3 separate regions of the Homo sapiens genome follow, and regions 1 and 2 are each linked to region 3. The links are chromatin contacts, found by Hi-C or POLR2A ChIA-PET in ENCODE. All regions are on one chromosome and are shown on one strand. The core of a region is the stretch at or near the end of the contact, and the rest is flanking DNA. Distances in the headings are between cores, read along the strand shown.

The links. A loop is a pair of places that touch in the nucleus more often than their neighbours do. ChIA-PET counts read pairs that join two places held with the same protein, here RNA polymerase II (POLR2A). Pooled maps may share reads with other maps.
Region 1: a pooled map shows a loop between it and region 3 (4-fold over the local background). The contact joins the enhancer-like site here to the promoter of UBE2D4 in region 3. A Hi-C loop is called at or near these places in 1 of 168 maps with a recorded cell type or tissue (naive thymus-derived CD4-positive, alpha-beta T cell) and 4 of 50 pooled maps. POLR2A ChIA-PET finds 5 or more read pairs at or near these places in 1 of 52 experiments (Panc1).
Region 2: a map of naive thymus-derived CD4-positive, alpha-beta T cell shows a loop between it and region 3 (2.8-fold over the local background). The contact joins the enhancer-like site here to the promoter of UBE2D4 in region 3. A Hi-C loop is called at or near these places in 1 of 168 maps with a recorded cell type or tissue (naive thymus-derived CD4-positive, alpha-beta T cell), 1 of 37 single-sample maps with no recorded cell type and 8 of 50 pooled maps. POLR2A ChIA-PET finds 5 or more read pairs at or near these places in 2 of 52 experiments (Panc1 and activated B cell).

The regions. Positions count from the first base shown.
Region 1 is chr7:43,667,673-43,671,685 of GRCh38, reverse strand. The region is part of intron 1 of COA1 (cytochrome c oxidase assembly factor 1); the gene reads left to right. Among named protein-coding and RNA genes, the nearest start is that of COA1, 60 kb to the left of the region's middle. RefSeq lists a silencer at 1,784-1,833. Within about 2 kb of position 1,790, at least 4 of the 41 ENCODE cell types and tissues checked have a DNase peak (open chromatin) inside an H3K27ac peak, as active enhancers do.
Region 2 is chr7:43,647,374-43,650,926 of GRCh38, reverse strand. COA1 (cytochrome c oxidase assembly factor 1) reads left to right here. Exons shown (of 6, transcript NM_018224.4): 2 at 2,275-2,327; 3 at 3,293-3,392. The coding sequence starts at 2,313. Among named protein-coding and RNA genes, the nearest start is that of STK17A, 66 kb to the right of the region's middle. RefSeq lists enhancers at 800-889, 1,532-2,393, 2,663-2,957, 3,256-3,553. Within about 2 kb of position 2,031, at least 40 of the 41 ENCODE cell types and tissues checked have a DNase peak (open chromatin) inside an H3K27ac peak, as active enhancers do; they include Panc1, where a contact is called at or near this core.
Region 3 is chr7:43,924,594-43,928,397 of GRCh38, reverse strand. It overlaps UBE2D4 (ubiquitin conjugating enzyme E2 D4), which reads right to left and starts at 1,962. Exons shown (of 7, transcript NM_015983.4): 1 at 1,842-1,962. The coding sequence starts at 1,865. It also overlaps a transcript of URGCP not described here. RefSeq lists a silencer at 1,529-2,068.

The DNA.
Region 1 (4,013 bases), core at 541-3,040, 260 kb after region 3:
CAGCCAAACCATATCACGTAGTTTGCAAATATTTTTTCTCGTTGTAGAAAAATATTTATCTCATGGCCTGCAGCCATGAGCATGGAGTGTTTTTCCATTTGTTTGTGTCATCTCTGATTTCTTTGAGCAGTATGTTTTGTAGTTCTCCTTGTAGAGACTTTAACCTCCTTCATTAGATATATTCCTAGATACCTTCTTTATTTTTTCGTGGCCATTATAAATGGGATTCTTTGTTCATTTTTAATTGGGTTGTCTTTTAATTATTGAGTTAACAATAGTTCTTTATATGTATTCTAGATACAAGTCCATTGCCAAATATATGATTTGCTTTTTTTTTTTCCGTTTCTGTGGGTTGTTTTCACTTTCTTCATGGTGTCACAAGTATTTTTAATGTTGTTAAAGTCCAATTTATCTATTTGTTTTTTGTCACTTGTGCTTTTGGTGTTATATCAAGGAACGATTGTCTAATCCAAGCTAATGAAGACTTATTCTCATGTTTCTTCTAGGAGTTTTAGAATTTAGTGCTTACATGTAGGTCTGTGATTCATTTTCAGTTGATTTTTGTGTATGGTGTTAGGAAGGGTTCCAACTTCATTTATTATTTTGCATGTGGATATCCAGTTGTCTCAGCATCATATGTTGAAAAGACTATTCATTCTTTCTCTATTTTATTGTCTTGGTACTCCTGTTGAAAATCAAATGACCTTGGATAAAAGGGTTTACTTCTGAACTCTCATCAGATGTTTTTAAATGGCAGTTTTAATTTTAATAAATTTACTGATAATTTATTGGAGAAATGATTATGAAACACATCCTGTGAGCCAGGCACTACCTTAGCTTGCAGAGTTATGGCAGTAAACAAGAGAGAGACTCCCTTGACCTTGCAGATTACATTTTAGTGGAGAATGAAAAGATATGTGAAGAATATAAAACACTTGGGAACATTAATTAGAGAAGGATAAAAGTATATGTTTGTGGGCATTACATTGTTTTCTTCACATAGCCCTCTATGTCTCTTTTAGTGCATTTAGCTCTTCCTGCCATGTCTATAGTTAATATTTTTATATGCATGTGTAATCTACCCGACTAGGCTAAACACTTCTTCAGGTCAAGGTCTGTCTTTGCCAGTCTCTCCCATCTAGATATAGTACGTGTTTAGTGGGTATGTGATGAATGAATAAATAGATTAATTACTTTTGGGGACTGAGTTTATGATGAAAATTTTTTTTTTTTTAGACCAAGTCTCACCCTGTTGCTCAGGCTGTAGTGCAGTGGTGCAGTCTCGGCTCACTGCAGCCTCTGCCTCCCAGGTTCAGGTGATTCTTCTGCCTTAGTCTCCCAAATAGCTGGGACTACAGGTACCCACCACCACACCCAGTTAATTTTTTTCTGTATTTTTAGTAGAGATCATGTTTCACCATGTTGGCCAGGCTGGTCTTGAACTCCTGATCTCAAGTGATCCTTCTGCCTCGGCCTCCCAAAGTGCTGGGATTACAGGCGTGAACCACTGTGCCTGGCCTGAATGTTTTATACACATCCATTAATATATGCATAAACCTTTAAAATATCCATGTTATTCAGAGCTGTTACAATAGTTTGGAAATAAGAGTGGAATCCTTTATATTTGTGTTACTCTAGGTTACACTTCTTTTTTTATCTAGAATCTCAAGCTAAGTCTCCCTGCTTCAGCCCAGATTTCTATTTGGTACTTAACCTCAGCCAGGGCCCCGCTTTCCTTTCCTTCCTCACTCAAGTAATTTCAGCCCTCATTCTGTCCATAATGAGTCACTGAGCACCTCTCTCATCTGTTTCCGTCAGGGAGTGAACCAATATTTTAAATTTTAACCCAAGAACAGAAACCTGGGCAAGTCCTGGGTAGGGTAAAGTTATTTGATGTGATGGTTTTTTTTTTTTAATTTTTTTTTGGTTTTAAGGAGTGAAAAGTTTAATAGGCAAGAAAGAAGGAAGGAAGAAGAAAACAGCTCCCCTGTACAAAGATAAAGGGAGGGGGCGATTCGAACAAAGAGAAAACCCTGTGTGCGTCAGAAAAGTGGCTGCTTATATGAGGAGGCTAGAGGAGGTGGTGCCTGATTTGCATAGCGCTCAGGGGATTGGTTTGACCAGGCATGTCACTCACGTAGCCCGCGGAAAAAACTGGCCCTCCCACCCTAGCTTTTTAATATGCAAATGCAGGGTGCCATGATGCTCTACACATATGGGGATATGTGGGGGCGGCCGTGTTGCCAGGCACCTGTGAGGCGAGGGGAAGAAGGTGGCAGGAATCACCATGTTTGGGTGGACCCAGTTTCTAATGGCCTGTATTTGCATATCAAAGGTTGCTGACTCGGCTCTAAGAGCTGGGGTTTGCTAGACAAGAAACGTTTCTGGAGCCGCTTTAAAGGAAATGAAAACTTCCCCAAGGACCCCTTTTCCTAGCTGCCTAAAATAATTTCTTAATAAACTCCTATAACATCCCCCCATGTGGAGATGTCACCATAACTGCTCTTAAGGGGTTTTGGGTGATGACTCTTTCTGGCTATTTCCTGCTGAGAAGGGGCATCGAATGGGGAACAGCAGCTAGGGCTTCTCCTGGGGTTGATCTAAGGGTCCTTGGAAGAAAGGTGTGTTCCTGTGTGGTTTAGTTTGCAGCACTATTTGGAGTTTGATTGCTTCTAGGTGAGAGGAAACAATTCAAGTTATAGTATTGAGTATACAGGGTCCAAATATTAATACAAGACATAAGTTCTCTGTCCAATATTTCAGTTAGAAGGTGCTACTCTGTATAACCCTATTGCAAATAGTAGAGTGAGTATAGCAGTTCCCACAAGTGTGGTATAGTAGATAATTTTCATCTAAAATTTTACTTGCCAAGATATTTGGGGATTTATGAAGTTCCTTGGTTTTATTTCCCAAACAAAGAAACCTCAGGGTTATGGGCACCCTACTCACTTTCATTACCTGGCAGAATTTGCAGGATAATTGCCCAGAACCAGCATATTGATCCAGATTTTTATGTTATCCATCCCATTTTGTTTCATCCAAGCTGTAGGAGATCGCCACTTGATTCACAGGAATAAGCAGGGTTAGTCTAAAATGTAGGCAAAAAGCTTAAAAACAATTAGACTAGGATTTAATGACAAATGTATGATAAGCTTTGGAGCACAATTTCTCTCTCCAGTCCTCATTTTTTGTAAAAACAAATTATGATAGGACCGTGTGTGTTGTTTGTAGAATAAATTTTAGTCTTATACTTGGCCTGATTATTTGCATAAAGTGCAGCAAGAGTGGTTATTTCTACATAGGCCTTTTGGATTGGCTTTGATGGAACTCTGTTCCACAGGAATCTCAGATAAGACCTTTAAAGCTGAGCCCAGCCATCCACATGGGTTTGTATCCTCAAATACCTGTGAGTTGGGTGATCTCCTCTTGAGGTCCCAAGATAAACTTGGAGCTGCTGGACCTGTTAGAAAGTGACATTCTTTACTGACGACAGGTTAAGATCTCTGTTCATGGACTGTGTAGACAAGGTATGAGGCCAGTACTCCCCAAGGGGCTTTTATTGGCTCTGCATGTCAAGCTTGATTCCTTAAAGGGAAACACACCCTTTCAGTCAAAGCCTTGGTAAAATAACCAGTTTTACCAATTGTGTCCTGTCGACAAAGAAAAATGGATTCTTATTGCACTGATGGAAACAATTATATTGCTGTAAGTTAAGAGTACTCACAGATAGTTTCCAAATTCTGGAGGAACCAGGCAGAGAAAAAGAAACATGCTCCAAATTTTGTTCACAGGAGCATACCTTATTCAATTATTAAAGGCCATAAATAGTTAAAATAAGTTTCCTGGACTCTGAAAAACAAAACAAGGATCAGCAATATTGCAAGCGAAAGTCAAAAAGGTGGCTTTAACTTTCTGAGTCCAGTCCATTTAATTAGCTCTTGTTTTGCTTGATATTTGTGAACATGTCAGTTCTTTGAGTCCTGTATGTTCTTCCTCTATTCCAGTGTTAACAA
Region 2 (3,553 bases), core at 782-3,281, 280 kb after region 3:
GACGTGGAAGGGCTCTGGGGAGACTTGGTTGATCCTCACTGCCTGAGCACTCTTGAGTCCTCACTCTTTCGGCTGCTTGTAAAATAATTCTTCTGTTTTTTTTTTTTTTTGGTGGTGGGGGAGTATGAATGTGGCTTTCAGAGTTGGATGTTATAAAACATAGTCATTTGGAAGTTGGGAACTTTTTATTTTTGTTATCTTGTTTTTAATACAGGATGTTTGCCACACGAGTCACTCGAGAGAATCTCTGAGTCCTGGCGAGGGCTTTCTGAGGCTTCGTGTGTTAGCAGCTGTTGTCTTCCAACTCAGCGGCAGGTTTGCCTTTCCCCACGGACACTCTGGACCTTGTAGCTCCTCAAGCTTCCCTGTCTATTGAGCAGATAGGAAGCCGTGTCAAATATGTGGCACCTTGAGGAAATGCCTAGTGAATGACAGTATGTCCTATTGTGCTCTAACTTTATTTCAGCCTTATTTCTTTTCTGAATATTATTTTTCATTTATCTTCATTTCCTTACCTATTTTCTTTTCTTCTAAAGTATGTATCTTTGTTAGCTCCATCATCCTTTTTGGAATGAGCAAGTATAAAAATAAGTAAATAAATAAGACCCATCCTAAGTATTTTAAGAAACCACCCTTTTGCGGCACACTTGCTACCTTGGTCTTAGCTCTGGGCTTTGGTGTCCTCTGGCAGTCCTGCTGCATTGCCTTCTCTCCCCCATCTGCCCACCCCTGTCCCAGAGAGATTTTTCTGTAGCCCCTCATCTGCAGAGTCCGACAGCTCAGGGTCGAGGGTCTTTCTTAGCAGTAATCACCCACTATGCTCTCACCCCTCCATTTCTGGACATGCTTCCTGTGGCTTCTCTCCTGCGCTTTACACTTCAGCAGTTCTTGTTTCTGCTCACTCTGCCTTTGTTTGTCATTTCCTGGATTTGAAGCTGTTCTGCTCTTTTCACCTTTCTCTTCTCAAGGTAAACTTCCTCTGTGAAACCTCCGCTGATGCCCTGCAGCAAGGTTGACCACTTCCTGAGTGTTACTTCCTCTCTTGGTGCATATGTCTGGTTGCACTAACCAGGCTGCTGCTAGCCCAAAGGCACCTTTGTGCAAATTAGAAAAAGACAACCATCCCCATCCCTTCTTCAAGATACTTTATAGTACTTCCAACTGTTGGCAAACTGTCTTAATAAAGATACAAATCTTTGATTTCTCTAATGTGCATGGTGCCCTACAAGGGTTGTGCAGTGCATAGCCGTGCAGTTGCATGTGATAGATCTATGTTATAATTATTTGTTTAATTGTCTGTATTCCCCTCAGGACCAAGGAAAATTCCTTATATCTTGATACTGTTTTTATATTCTTACTGTCTGACCAGATCAGACCCTCAGTAACCGTTTGCTAAACAAAAGAAGGAATGAAGGTACAAATATGTATCCACCTTGTCTGGAAAAATAGCAGGAAAGGCATGCCTGCCAAGGACTTTTACACTGAACAGTAAGAATATATTTTAGCTCAGAGACACTGTTTGTTTTCACATTTCAATATTGCTTTAATTAGATATCTTAAAGCTCGTGTACCACAGTGGTTGAAAGAGCAGATGCTGGAGCCAGACTGCATGAATTTGAATCCCAGTTCTACCACTTATTCACTTATTAGTGCACCTTTGGGCATGTTACTTAACCTTTCTGTGCCTCAGTTTACTCATCTGCAAAATGAGCGTGATGATAATAGTTCCTACTTCAAAGGGTTGTGAGAATTAAATGAATTATATAAAGTGCTTAGAATAGTACAAGACACATAATAGTCAGAGACAGAAGTATTAGGTATTATCAATATTGTTAAAGTCCATGTATAAGTTTACTGTACTATTGTTTCTTTTTAACTCTGAAGTGCTGTTTTCACTCTGTCACGTACAGCTTTTATTGCTAGCATCTTGCTTCTGCAGGTCCAGCCTCCTGTTGATTGGCCCTGTGTTTGTGCTGTGGTCAAAGCACTTGCTGTCTGCGGTTCTCCCTTGTGCACACCGGTTCTTTGGTTGCTGTAACAAAAACTACATAGGACACAGACAGGAAACCCGCAGGCTTTGTTTTTTCTTCCTAATTTGGCAGCAGAAGGGGGAAAAACCAGGGCCTTTCACAGACAAGGCTTGTTTTAGAGTTTAATTTTAACTTCTTGTTCGTGTTCTAAAGCTTGGGTTGGTAATAAATCTTGGCTGTATGAGACTAGAGAGAACTGGGCTTTAAAAATATGATTTTAATGTAAAATCTTTTCTAATTGCAGGACAACTTGCCTTTGATGATTTTCAAGAGAGTTGTGCTATGATGTGGCAAAAGGTAATGGAATGTTCCAGGGCCAAGTTCCCCACTAGAACCTGCCAGGGTATTCTCGAGTTAGACAATAGAAGAAAGTCACTCCCTGAATAGTTATGGGCTTCTCCTGGTCTTTAGGGTTCACTTGTGCTTTAACTTCACAGGAGGGATGGGCATTTTCTGCATTGTTTCCCACTCTGTCTTTCTCTCGTGTCTCATGCTGGCGTTGGAAGCTGTAACACTCTGGGAACCTCTCCATAACCCAGTCTGGCTGCCTCACCCTGTTGAGCTCTCTTCAAATTAAGCAAGATCTGACTAATACATTCTTCAGAGATGCTCTGACCGTTTTCATTATGAGAACTAAATGACTTTTCCCAGATCACATTACTGTAATTAACTTTACACTCATTTTGATACTCTTACATATTATAAGAGTGGATGGATGGTATGCTGTATTTACCGAGCTGGCATCCCTCCATCTGTTCATTCAGCCTGAGTCATAACCAGAGTTTCCTCATCCCAAGGGTGGTGCATTTTTCAAAATATGAAAGGAGCCAGTGACAGCTCCAGCCCATTCGCAGGCTTACAGGACCAGCCATTGCCACAAAGGATAAGCTTCCTGTTTACCAGTTGGCCTGAGACAAAGTGGTTGTGCTTCCTGGCCATGCGGGGCTTGGCACACAGTCTGGGCTGTGTCTGTCAGGATGGTGGGCTGAATGCTCGCTCTGTGCTGGGCTGGCTGGGGGTGGCAGGGCCCCCACAGCATGGGTCCTGGACATGGGCCACTCTCGAGAGGGCACCCTCAGGAGGGCACTCAGTTTGGCTTCAGAACCAACCCTGGCATTTGGAAAGGAAGCAAATGAGGGAGGGCGGTCTGGCCTCCTTTCTGGCTTCCTTAATGCTTCTTTCCTTTAGGGGTCCAAGCCGGGCAAATCCCCTTGGCACAAAACTGGGAATCCTACAATAAATTTGTATCTTTTGTTTTTAAGTATGCAGGAAGCAGGCGGTCAATGCCTCTGGGAGCAAGGATCCTTTTCCACGGTGTGTTCTATGCCGGGGGCTTTGCCATTGTGTATTACCTCATTCAAAGTAAGTATCCTGCTAGCCGCCTGCGGCCTGACCTCCTCCTAGCCTGCTCCTGCTCCTCCATCAGAGGAAATACTTGAGATGCTTTGTTTAGATTAGAGAAAGGAGGAGAGGGTGATTTTAAAGGCTAGTCCACCATTTCGTTGGCTATAGCTTCCTCTGTA
Region 3 (3,804 bases), core at 713-3,212:
AATTCCACCTCTGGCAATCAAACCCAGTAATGTGAATTAAGGAAAAGGCTCATTGTACAATGATGGTTGATCTGGTTTGGATATTTGTCCCCCCCAAATCTCATGCTGAAATGTGATCGCCAGTGTTGGAGGTGGGGCCTAGTGGGAGGTATCTGGGTCGTGGGGGCGGATTCCTCATGAATGGCTTGGTGGCCCCCCCACAATAATAAGTGAGTGCTCACTCTATTAGTTCATGTGAGATCTGGGTGTTTAAAAGAGGTGGCATCTCTCTTGCTCCCTCTCTTACCAGGTGACACGCCTGCTTCTCCTTTGCTTTCTGCCATGATTGTAAGCTTCCTGAGGCCTCACCAGAAGCAGATGCTGGCACCATGCTTCTTGTACAGCCTGCAGAACCGAGAGCCAAATAAACCTCTTTTCTTTATTAATTACCCAGCCTCAGATATTCCTTTATAGCAACACAAAACAGACTAATACACAGTTCGTAACAGCAAATACTTAGTGAAGAATTTTGAACAATAACAGCAGCTAACTCGTATTGAGTGTTTGGTATACAGCAAGCATGTGCTAAACACATTTCATAGCATTTAATTCTCAAAACAACTCTGTAAACATGTAGGACTGGGAGGCTAGGAATGATAAAGTGCCTTGCCCAAGGTCCCACTATAAGTGACCTCACATTCTCTAACCCAGGTCTGTCTGACACCCAAGTCCATACTTTTACCTACTACAGGTAATGACTAAATAAGTTACTAGTCATGTACTTGTGGAAAGTTAATGTTAAAAATTAGTTATAGGACTGGGCATGGTGTCTCACGTTGTAATCCCGCCACTTTAGGAGGCAGAGGCAAGAGGACCGCTTAAGCCCAGGAGTATGAGACCAGCCTGGGCAACATATCGAGACACTGTCTCTACAAAAAATAAACAATTGGCTGGCATGGTGGCATGTAGTCCCAGCTACCCAGGAAGCTGAGGAGGGAGGATCACTTGAACCTAGAAGGTTGAGGCTGCAGTGAGCCATGATTGTGCCACTGTACTCCAGCCTGGGCGATACTCCAGCCTGGGCGACAGAGCAAGACCTCAAAAAAAAAAAAAAAAAAAGTTATAAATACTACTTCACAACATGCTTACATTTACTATTATGTGAATAAGTGGAATACAAAATGCAGTATAATTGTTTTAAATATAGAAAAAAAACTGAAGGTAGGTATGCTAAAATGTTAACAAATAGTAAAGTGATAGAATTAGAAATACTTCTTTCTTCTACTGTTGTGCGTTTTCCAAATTCTAGTGAATGCATTAAACCCTCATGGACTCCCTCTTACCTGCAGGATAAAAACCAGTTACTTCAGCACTGCTCCTAAGGACCACCCAAGTCCACACCATCTGCCCTTCAGCTTCCCCGCTACCCTGTCAGTCCTCCAAGCCTCGTAGTCTCCCCGTTGCAGGGAAAGCCTTTTCCCCTTTTCCCCACCTGCCGAGTTCCTACTCATCCCTTAGGACCCAGCTTCTTCCTGGATACCCTTCTGGATACCCACCCAGCCCTTCTGGATACCCTACAGGGGGAACCCGCTGTCCAGAAGCCTGCAGGTGGCCCCACGGCGCCCCGCCCGCATGACGCAGCCCTCGTGGCCACGGCCCGGCCCCGCCCCGCGCTCGCGCAATCCCTTTCTCAGGCTGCGTTCGCTTTTCAGGCTGCGCGGGAGGCTGTTCTGCCTCCTTCCCAGGCAGGTGTATCCGCGACTCGCGGAGCCTCCGTCACCTTTCACTTCACGGCAGCGGCGCCCCGCCCACACCTCGACGCTTCGGACACCCAAAGAGTTGGAGGGTGGGAAAGTGCGTACCTTCTGGATCCGCTTTAGCGCCATCCTACCCCGCTGCCGGGGACCCGGGCGGCCCGGCCGGGGCTGCCTGAGGCGGCCCGCTGCCGGCTCAGCCGCCACCAAGCTGCACGCCGGGAGCCGCAGCCTGCGCTTGCGCGCGCGGGGCACTGTGGGGCCGTCGTCGCCGCGTGCCGAGCGTCCTGGCGCGGCCGAGGGGAAGCAGCGGGGCTGCCCGGGTTACGCTGGCCACCCGCACCTGGTCCTGTGGCTTCGACCACTAGTCAGCAAGGCCCCGGAGAGGCCAGCGAAGAGGAGGGGCTCGTTGGCTTTACGGAGACGCGCGGAGCACCCTCAAGGTGCCACACGCTCGCCTGCTCCCTGTTCCTACATCCTGGGCGTCTTCCCAGGCTGTCATATAACTCCTGAGAATAGTGGTTCTTAACTCTGTAAGTATATATACCCTCGTACGCCTTATGGCTGGATGCGTTACAGCCATTTCCATGTAGATGTCTGTGCATACGTTCACACGCAAAACTCTCCGCAGTTTTGGAGATCTCCGTGTTCAGTCGTACCTCACGTGATCTTGCACTGCCAACATTGAGAACCCTGGCCTTAGACTATGCATCTCCCAAACTTAATTATCTGTCTCCTTCCTATTTTCCCAAGACTTGGCAGGCGTCTAGGTCAGAGTTGTTCAAACTGAGGGTTATGAACTAGTGTGTCACGAAATCAATTTAATAGGTTGCAACCAACATTTTTTTGAAAAAAAAAAAAAAAAAGCCAGACGAGGTGGCTCACGCCTATAATCCCAGCACTTTGGGAGGCCGAGGCAGGCGGATCACTTGAGGTCAGGAGTTCGAGACCAGCCTGGCCAACATGCTGAAACTCCGTCTCTACTAAAAATACAGAAATTAGCTGGGCGTAGTGACGTATGCCTGTAATCCCAGCTACTTGAGAGGCTGAGGCACGAGAATCACTTGAACCCAGGAGGCAGAGGTTGCAGTGAGCTGAGATCACACTGTTGCACTCCAGCCTGGGTGACAGAGCGAGACTCTGTCTCAAAAATAATAAAAAATAAAAATAAAAAAACAGAATAAAATATCAGTGCATTTCACATAGTAAAGGTAAGAATTGTGGAAGTTTTGTTGGTGTGTGTATGTAGATGATATTTAATCTTCAGACTGAGACATGTTTGAGCATGAAAGTGGCTGTTAATATAATTACTCTGGGACCAACGCTGTAATCTAGAATTGTCTCCAGCCAGCCAAGACACATGGTCACCTCTATGTTTGTACTCAGTCAGCATATAAAATGTATTATAGACATTTCAATAGTTGCCCAGCTTTGTCCCTGGCTTTCACGCTCCCATTCCCCCAATCTGTCCTCCACACAACTTCATGAACTGTCTGAAATATAAAGCTTACCACACTGCATCCTTACCCAGAACTCTTCAAGGAAGCCCCGTGGCCTACAGCATCACATTCACTGTCATCCAGGGGCCTTCAAAATCCAGGATCCTCGGCCGGGCACAGTTACTCATGCCTGTAATCCCAGCACTTTGGGAGGTTGAGGTGGGTGGATCCCTTAGTCCAGGAGTTCTAGACCATCCTGGGCAACATGGTGAAACCCCGTCTCTACAAAAAATACAAAACTTAGCTGGGCATGGTGGTGTGCACCTGTAGTCCCAGCTACTTGGGAGGCTTACTTGAGCCCAGGAGATCAAAGTTGCAGTGAGTTGTGATGGCACCACTGCACTCCAGGCTGGGAGACAAAGCAAGACCCTGTCTCAAAAAAACAAAAACTCAAAGTATCCTCCAGCTTTACCTTCTCCTTCCTACCTCCAGCCCACCTGACTATCAAGTGTTTCCATCACCACAGCATCTACATTCCTTGACTAGAGCATTCACCTTCCAAAGCCAGCTCAAGCATCACCCATTGAACAGCCCAAGTCAAGCACTTCCCCTTGGTGTCAAACATTGACAAC